Regions from separate parts of the Homo sapiens genome. Here region 1 is linked to region 2. Evidence: chromatin loops called from intact Hi-C (ENCODE). Cell type or tissue: sigmoid colon. All regions are shown on one strand. Each heading gives the region's core, and the rest is flanking DNA. Links, peaks and the distances in the headings are about the cores only.

Region 1 (2,926 bases), core at 330-2,829, 100 kb after region 2:
AGAGCTATCTGGCTGCAGAAGGAAACTTATCACATAGGAAGCATGACAAGGTGGGGTCAGTGCTCAAGGTGCATCCCAAGGCCCATGGCAGTAGGAGCAGGAGGAACTCACTGCATGGCACTATAGATAAAACTCAGGACTTGTTGAATGCATCATTCCTCTGGGATCCAGCACTTGTTACCCATCTGCCACGAGGCCAAGTGCAAAACATCTCCCCAGGGATCACCACTCTGGATAAAAGCAATCTAACCAGCAAGGTAGATGCTCATTCCTCGCTGCAAGCCTGTCAATAAGATTTTGGCATTTAGTATGTACCAGGCAGTGTGTTGCAGAGAAAGTAGCAAAGAAGAAAGATCCAGTGCCTGCTCTCAAGAAGCTCAAGGAGGCCAGGCATGGTGGTTCACATCTGTAATGCCACCACTTTGGAAGGCTGAGGTGGGTGGATCACTTGAGGTCAGGAATTTGAGACCAGCCTGGCCAACATGGTGAAACCTCATCTCTACTAAAAATACAAAAATTAGCTGGGCATGGTGGCAAATGCCTGTAATCCCAGATACTCAGGAGGCTGAGGCAGAAGAATCGCTTGAACCCGGGAGGTGGAGGTTGCAGTGAACCAAGATTGCACCATTGCACCCCAGCCTGGGCAACAGAGTCAGACTCCATCTCAAAAATAGTAAATAAATAAGCTCAAGGAATTACCCAAGGTAACAGTCAAGTAAACTGCTGCTGACAAAGCAGTGAATGGACAGAAGTGATTCAGAAGGCATCAACCTGGGAAAAAGGGAAGACCTCCTGGGGCATTTACAGAAGTCCTGTACCACCGAGGATTGGGTGACCATCCTTTTGTCCATGGTAGCTCTCATCTCCATGGCACTCGGCAAATACCAGGGGCTCTATAAATATTTGTTGACTCAGAATTAATTAGTTCCATTTGATTAGTCATTGATCTCTGATTAGCATTTGACAGGGAAAGCAAGGTGACATCTAGTCAGTATCTTTCAGTGGAAAGATCATCAATAGGTTTTGGTATCAAAAATTCTTGGTTTAAGTTCCAACTCTGCCACTCACACCCATGTGAATCTGGGCAAGTGACTTGAACCCTCCAGGTCTAATTTTTTTCACAGTCAACATTAGGATAATATCTCCTTGTGTCATTGTGAGAATTGAATATGAAAATGCACTCAGGTGATATTGAATATGGTAGGTTCTTAGTAAGTATTTGTTCCTAATAATAATGGTAGCAGAAGTGGGTTGATCCTTTAATGTGTGCCAGACAAAGGACATTATATGCATTATAACTTTTAGTCCTTACATCGGCTCCATAAAATGGACCAACTATCACTTCCATTTAGCAGGAGAGAAAACTGAGTCTCAGAGAGTTCAGGCAATGTGTACTATGCCATGCACTGGTCTGAAGTGGAGCTGCACTCTGAAGCCCTATTCTCTCCCATGTCTCTAATCATGATTTTGTTCTCCCACATATGGCCTCCATCTTTTCCCACAGAGACGTCAAGATACTGAAAAGTTTATGCAACTTACACAAGTTCACATGGTTGATCATTGACCATGATGCTGTGATGAAAAAATGCATTCTAGTAAAAGGGACTTCTTACCACGATTAGGCAACAGAGCCCAACACCTCCACTCTTTTTTATAACTGGAAATGATGTGTCATGAGAATACATGGAAAGTTTCAACAATGCCTGACACCGCTATTTCTCTGTTGCTGGTGACTTAGCTTTTCCATTAAGACCCACAAGGGAAGGAGAGCAACAAAATCCCAGCATGTCCCATCACCCAGCCCAGAATGCCCTCCCCCAAGAAGGTTCTGAGGTGTCAGGAAACACATTTAGACTCTGCAGCTGGCGTGAAAATAGTGCTGCATGGTCTGGTTCTTGTCCTCACCATATTCTGTCAAAGTACATAATTTGCAAGTCATGCCCATGGGGACATCTGGACTCTGTCATTGCCCCCAGGACCTATGCCAGTCTGGACCAGCTGTCGGAGTTAAAGAATCTCAGAATTAAAGTACAGTTTAGCTGACCAAATTGATAGAAATGAAAATGGATCATATAATATTACTGTTACCCAAACATATTGAAGCTTCCCTGTGTGACAATCCCTTGAAGAATGACTACGCATTCATTCTCTCATTTAGTAATCACAACACTCCCATAGGAAAGAAAATATGTAAGTTTTATATATAAAAACAATGAGCCAGGCCAGGCGCAGTGGCTCACGCCTATAATCCCAGCACTTTGGGCAGCTGAGGTGGGTGGATCATTTGAGGTCAGGAGTTCAAGACCAGCCTGGCCAACATGGTGAAACCCCGTCTCCACTAAAAATACAAAAATTAGCTGGGTGTGGTGGAACATGCCTGTAATCCCAGTTTACTCAGGAGGCTGAGGCAGGAAAATCGCTTCAACCAGGGAGGCAGAGGTTGCAATGAGCTGAGATCACACCACTGCACTCCAGGCTGGGCGACAGAGCAAGACTCCGTCTCAAAAAAAAAAAATTAAAAAAAAATTAGCCGAGCGTGGTGGCGCATGCCTGTAATCCCAGCTACTTGGGAGGCTGAGGCAGGAGAATCACTTGAACCTGGGAGGCAGAGGTTGCAGTGAGCCGAAGTTGTGCCACTGCACACTCCAGCCTGGATGACAGAGTGAGGCTCTGTCTCAAAAAACAAACAGACAAACAAAAAACAATGAATGATTTGTCCAACAATTCACAGGGTAATATGAAAACTTTCCTTTAGTCAGTGTTCCAGCTCCCTACTTTCTCTGCAGATATTGTCCTTTTGCTGTTATTTATAGTCCCCCTCCTTGCTCTGGTATGGTCTTATCCTGGCTGAGTGGGTGTTGAATGAAAGAAATAGGAAGATATAATTTTGGAGAATCCACCCTTTGCCAAGGACTACATCAAGTAA
Region 2 (2,926 bases), core at 166-2,665:
AACTCACCTTCCAACACCCCAGAAAGGATGAAGAACTCACTTCTGCGCATCCACAGCACACTGTGCACCACCACCACTCCACATCTCCCTCCTGTACAACATCCATTACATTGGATTCCCATTAACCGTGAGCATTCCCCTGTCTGAAGCTATTTTCTTCAAACATAACTTTTGTCATTTCCTGGACATTAGCTCAACATCTGTCCATTTTTCCTGCTTCATCAGAACACAAGTTCCGAGTCTTACATGCATCTTGAGATTGTGCAACTAGTCCAAATTTGGCTCATACGCCAGAAAATGCAATGTGCCACATCATATTGTGTTATTTCTCCAAAAACATGTTATATCTGAAACCTAATGAGTAATGCCTCTGAAAGCTTAATGAGACATTCTAAAAGAACCAAAATTCTGGAAATGCCCAACCTTGTTCAAAAGATTTGTTTTTAGAAGGAATCTTAGGAGATGATGATAAGTGGCCTACTTATCCATCTTGGTCATGTAAAGTAAATCACTTCAGAACAGTGAAGACTCTGCTCAAAGACACATAGGTAGTCAAACTCAAGGGTGAATCTGTAGCCAGCATATTCTGATGCCAATGATAATACCACATCATAAGTCTGCCTGCAAGGCAACCCACATCATCATCACATAATAACAATAATGATAAGAATGACAACTGGAGCTAATATTTATTAAACACATACTAGATGCCAGAAAAAAATGCTAAGCACTTTATAATGAGTATTTCATTTTGTTCTCACTTTATATACATATATAAGGCATGAACTCTGTCTCCATTATATATACAATGAGATCTGGAAAGCTTTGAGACTTGCCTAAAACTACAAAAGGAGTAATTAGCAAAGTGGGAACTTGAACACAGATTCGTGAGGCAGCAGAACAAGAGCTCTCACCAACTTGCCATAATGCATATCCCTGGATGCAGTGTTCAGCATCAATTTAGCTTTCATTTTTAACCTCTAGGAAGGATTAACAGCCCCCTCCTTTGTGTTCCCACAGTGCTAGGTACACCCCTCTATTAGACCACTCATCATGTTATTAGTTTAAATGTCTGTCACATCTACTGGTCTGAGTGCCTCTTGAGTCATGCTTATGTTATGTATCTTTCTATGCCCAAGGCCTGGTAGAATGGCTTATACACAATAGTCATTCACTCAATTTAACAAATAATAACAGGCATATAATAAATGCTTCTTGGATTGGTATAAGGTGTATTCTCTTCACCTGTAGAATGGGGACTGCTCTCCTATAAATAGGGACCATTCCCATTCTTTGATGCCAATGAATGTTCAGGGCTTCAGGAGCCAATACATGTGTACAACTGGCAAGAAACATATTGGGAAAATACTACCCTATTATTACAAGGCACCATTGAAAAGGGAGCAAAAATAAAATTCCTACTCTCCTAACATGATCCAGCTGCAAGAGACAAGTTGTCATTACACTAGTGGAAAGTTATTGCCTCTGGTCTGGAAACCAGCAAACTGGCCTGAAGGCACAGGATGCAGTCTTCATTGCCTATCACTATAAATGCCAACCACACTGTGCAAACACCATTGTGTCTTACCACCAGGTATGCAATCAGTGTCTGCTGGGCAGATTGCCAGGCTGGCCATCTGTGTTGTGCTTGGTTGCTAGGGCACAGGCAGGGAGCTGTGTAGTGTCTTGCTTTCACCCTACCCTCAAAAGCCTGAAGCAATGACAAAGGCTGTTCAAAGTGCTGAGGAACCAAGGAAATGTACATATTTGGCTTAATTCATAAAACTGTCATTGAAGGCCAGCTAAGAAGACGAAGATTTTTGTCCAGGATCTGCAGCTGTGAGACCACAGGTTAGACATTTATTTCTCTGAACATGTAAAGTCCTCACTTGTAAGTAAGAAAGACCCAAAGCTAAGTGTTTCTTTGGGAAACACTCTGTGTTTCACTGGCAATATGTAAAATGTTTATGGGTACTACATGGACAAACTTCTAAACATTTCAGCAGTTATAAATTATTGTAATGTGCACTAGAAGATAATTATCATCTCATACACTTGATGTCACATAAGTTCTTAGAATGAATGTAAAGTAATTCAGTTTTTACAGTTGTTCTTAAGTTTTTATGTTATTTTCTCAACATAAGAAAATATTAATACCAATGGAGGGGATAGGTGGATATGATGATAACTATAAAGATGGAACAGAAATGATGAGTTGGATGAGTCAGATCTGGCATTCTAGCATTTGACTCTGTGATTCAATCACCAATGACTAATTGGCAAAATTATCCAGAAAATTCAGGCAATAGTAAATTTATTCTGAAAATGACTCTATTTATATAGGCCCAGTATATCAAAACAAACACTTTTGAACACTTACAGGATATCAGGCACTAGGCTGGGCATTGTGGATATGAAGACCAATCTTGGCAGAGTCTAACTAGGGATACATCTGGGAAGATAAATTATTCCAGTTTAGTGTGATATTTACAATAGTGTGAAGTAATCTGGGAGTCAGAGAGAGAATACCCATTCTTCCTGGGGGAGAGGAATAGTTGAAGTCATCACAGAGGAAATAAATATTGAATTAAGCTTAAAAGACTAAGCAAACATTATCTGAGTATATAAGAAGGGGAAGACCTTCAAGGGAGAAATAAAAGCATGTGAAGTGTTGAACAGCAAATCTAATGGAAAAATTATTTTTTCTTACTCTATATATCATTTGCAAACAAAAGCATCTATGTAACTGTTTTGTACATTTCATAAGTGAGAGATCCAGATATTGAATAAAGTTATATGCAATTCCAACCCTATGTTCTTTCTACTATATCATATTGATATGGTTTGGCTGTGTACCCACCCAAATCTCATGTTGAATTGCAGTTTCCATAATTTCTACATGTTGTGGGAGGAACCTGGTGGGGAG

Evidence for each region. Hi-C counts contacts between places; a loop is a spot of excess contacts. Peaks named below come from ENCODE experiments on the same cell type or tissue, not always from the same donor. Only the 100,000 strongest peaks of a DNase experiment are listed, where the experiment ranks them.
Region 1: it touches region 2 in a loop (2.5-fold over the local background); 2 of 110 quality-filtered maps call a loop at or near these places.

What each region holds. Positions count from the first base shown.
Region 1 is chr9:115,158,069-115,160,994 of GRCh38, reverse strand. The region is part of intron 1 of DELEC1 (deleted in esophageal cancer 1); the gene reads right to left. All of the region lies in intron 1 of LOC124902257 (a long non-coding RNA gene), which reads right to left. Among named protein-coding and RNA genes, the nearest start is that of DELEC1, 18 kb to the right of the region's middle. In sigmoid colon, for the core only: no CTCF peak of the experiment used is centred there; a DNase peak (open chromatin) is centred at 1,824.
Region 2 is chr9:115,261,317-115,264,242 of GRCh38, reverse strand. The region is part of intron 2 of DELEC1 (deleted in esophageal cancer 1); the gene reads right to left. It overlaps LOC105376233 (a long non-coding RNA gene), which reads left to right and starts at 1,700. Exons shown (of 3, transcript XR_930267.3): 1 at 1,700-1,851. In sigmoid colon, for the core only: no CTCF peak of the experiment used is centred there; a DNase peak (open chromatin) is centred at 1,622.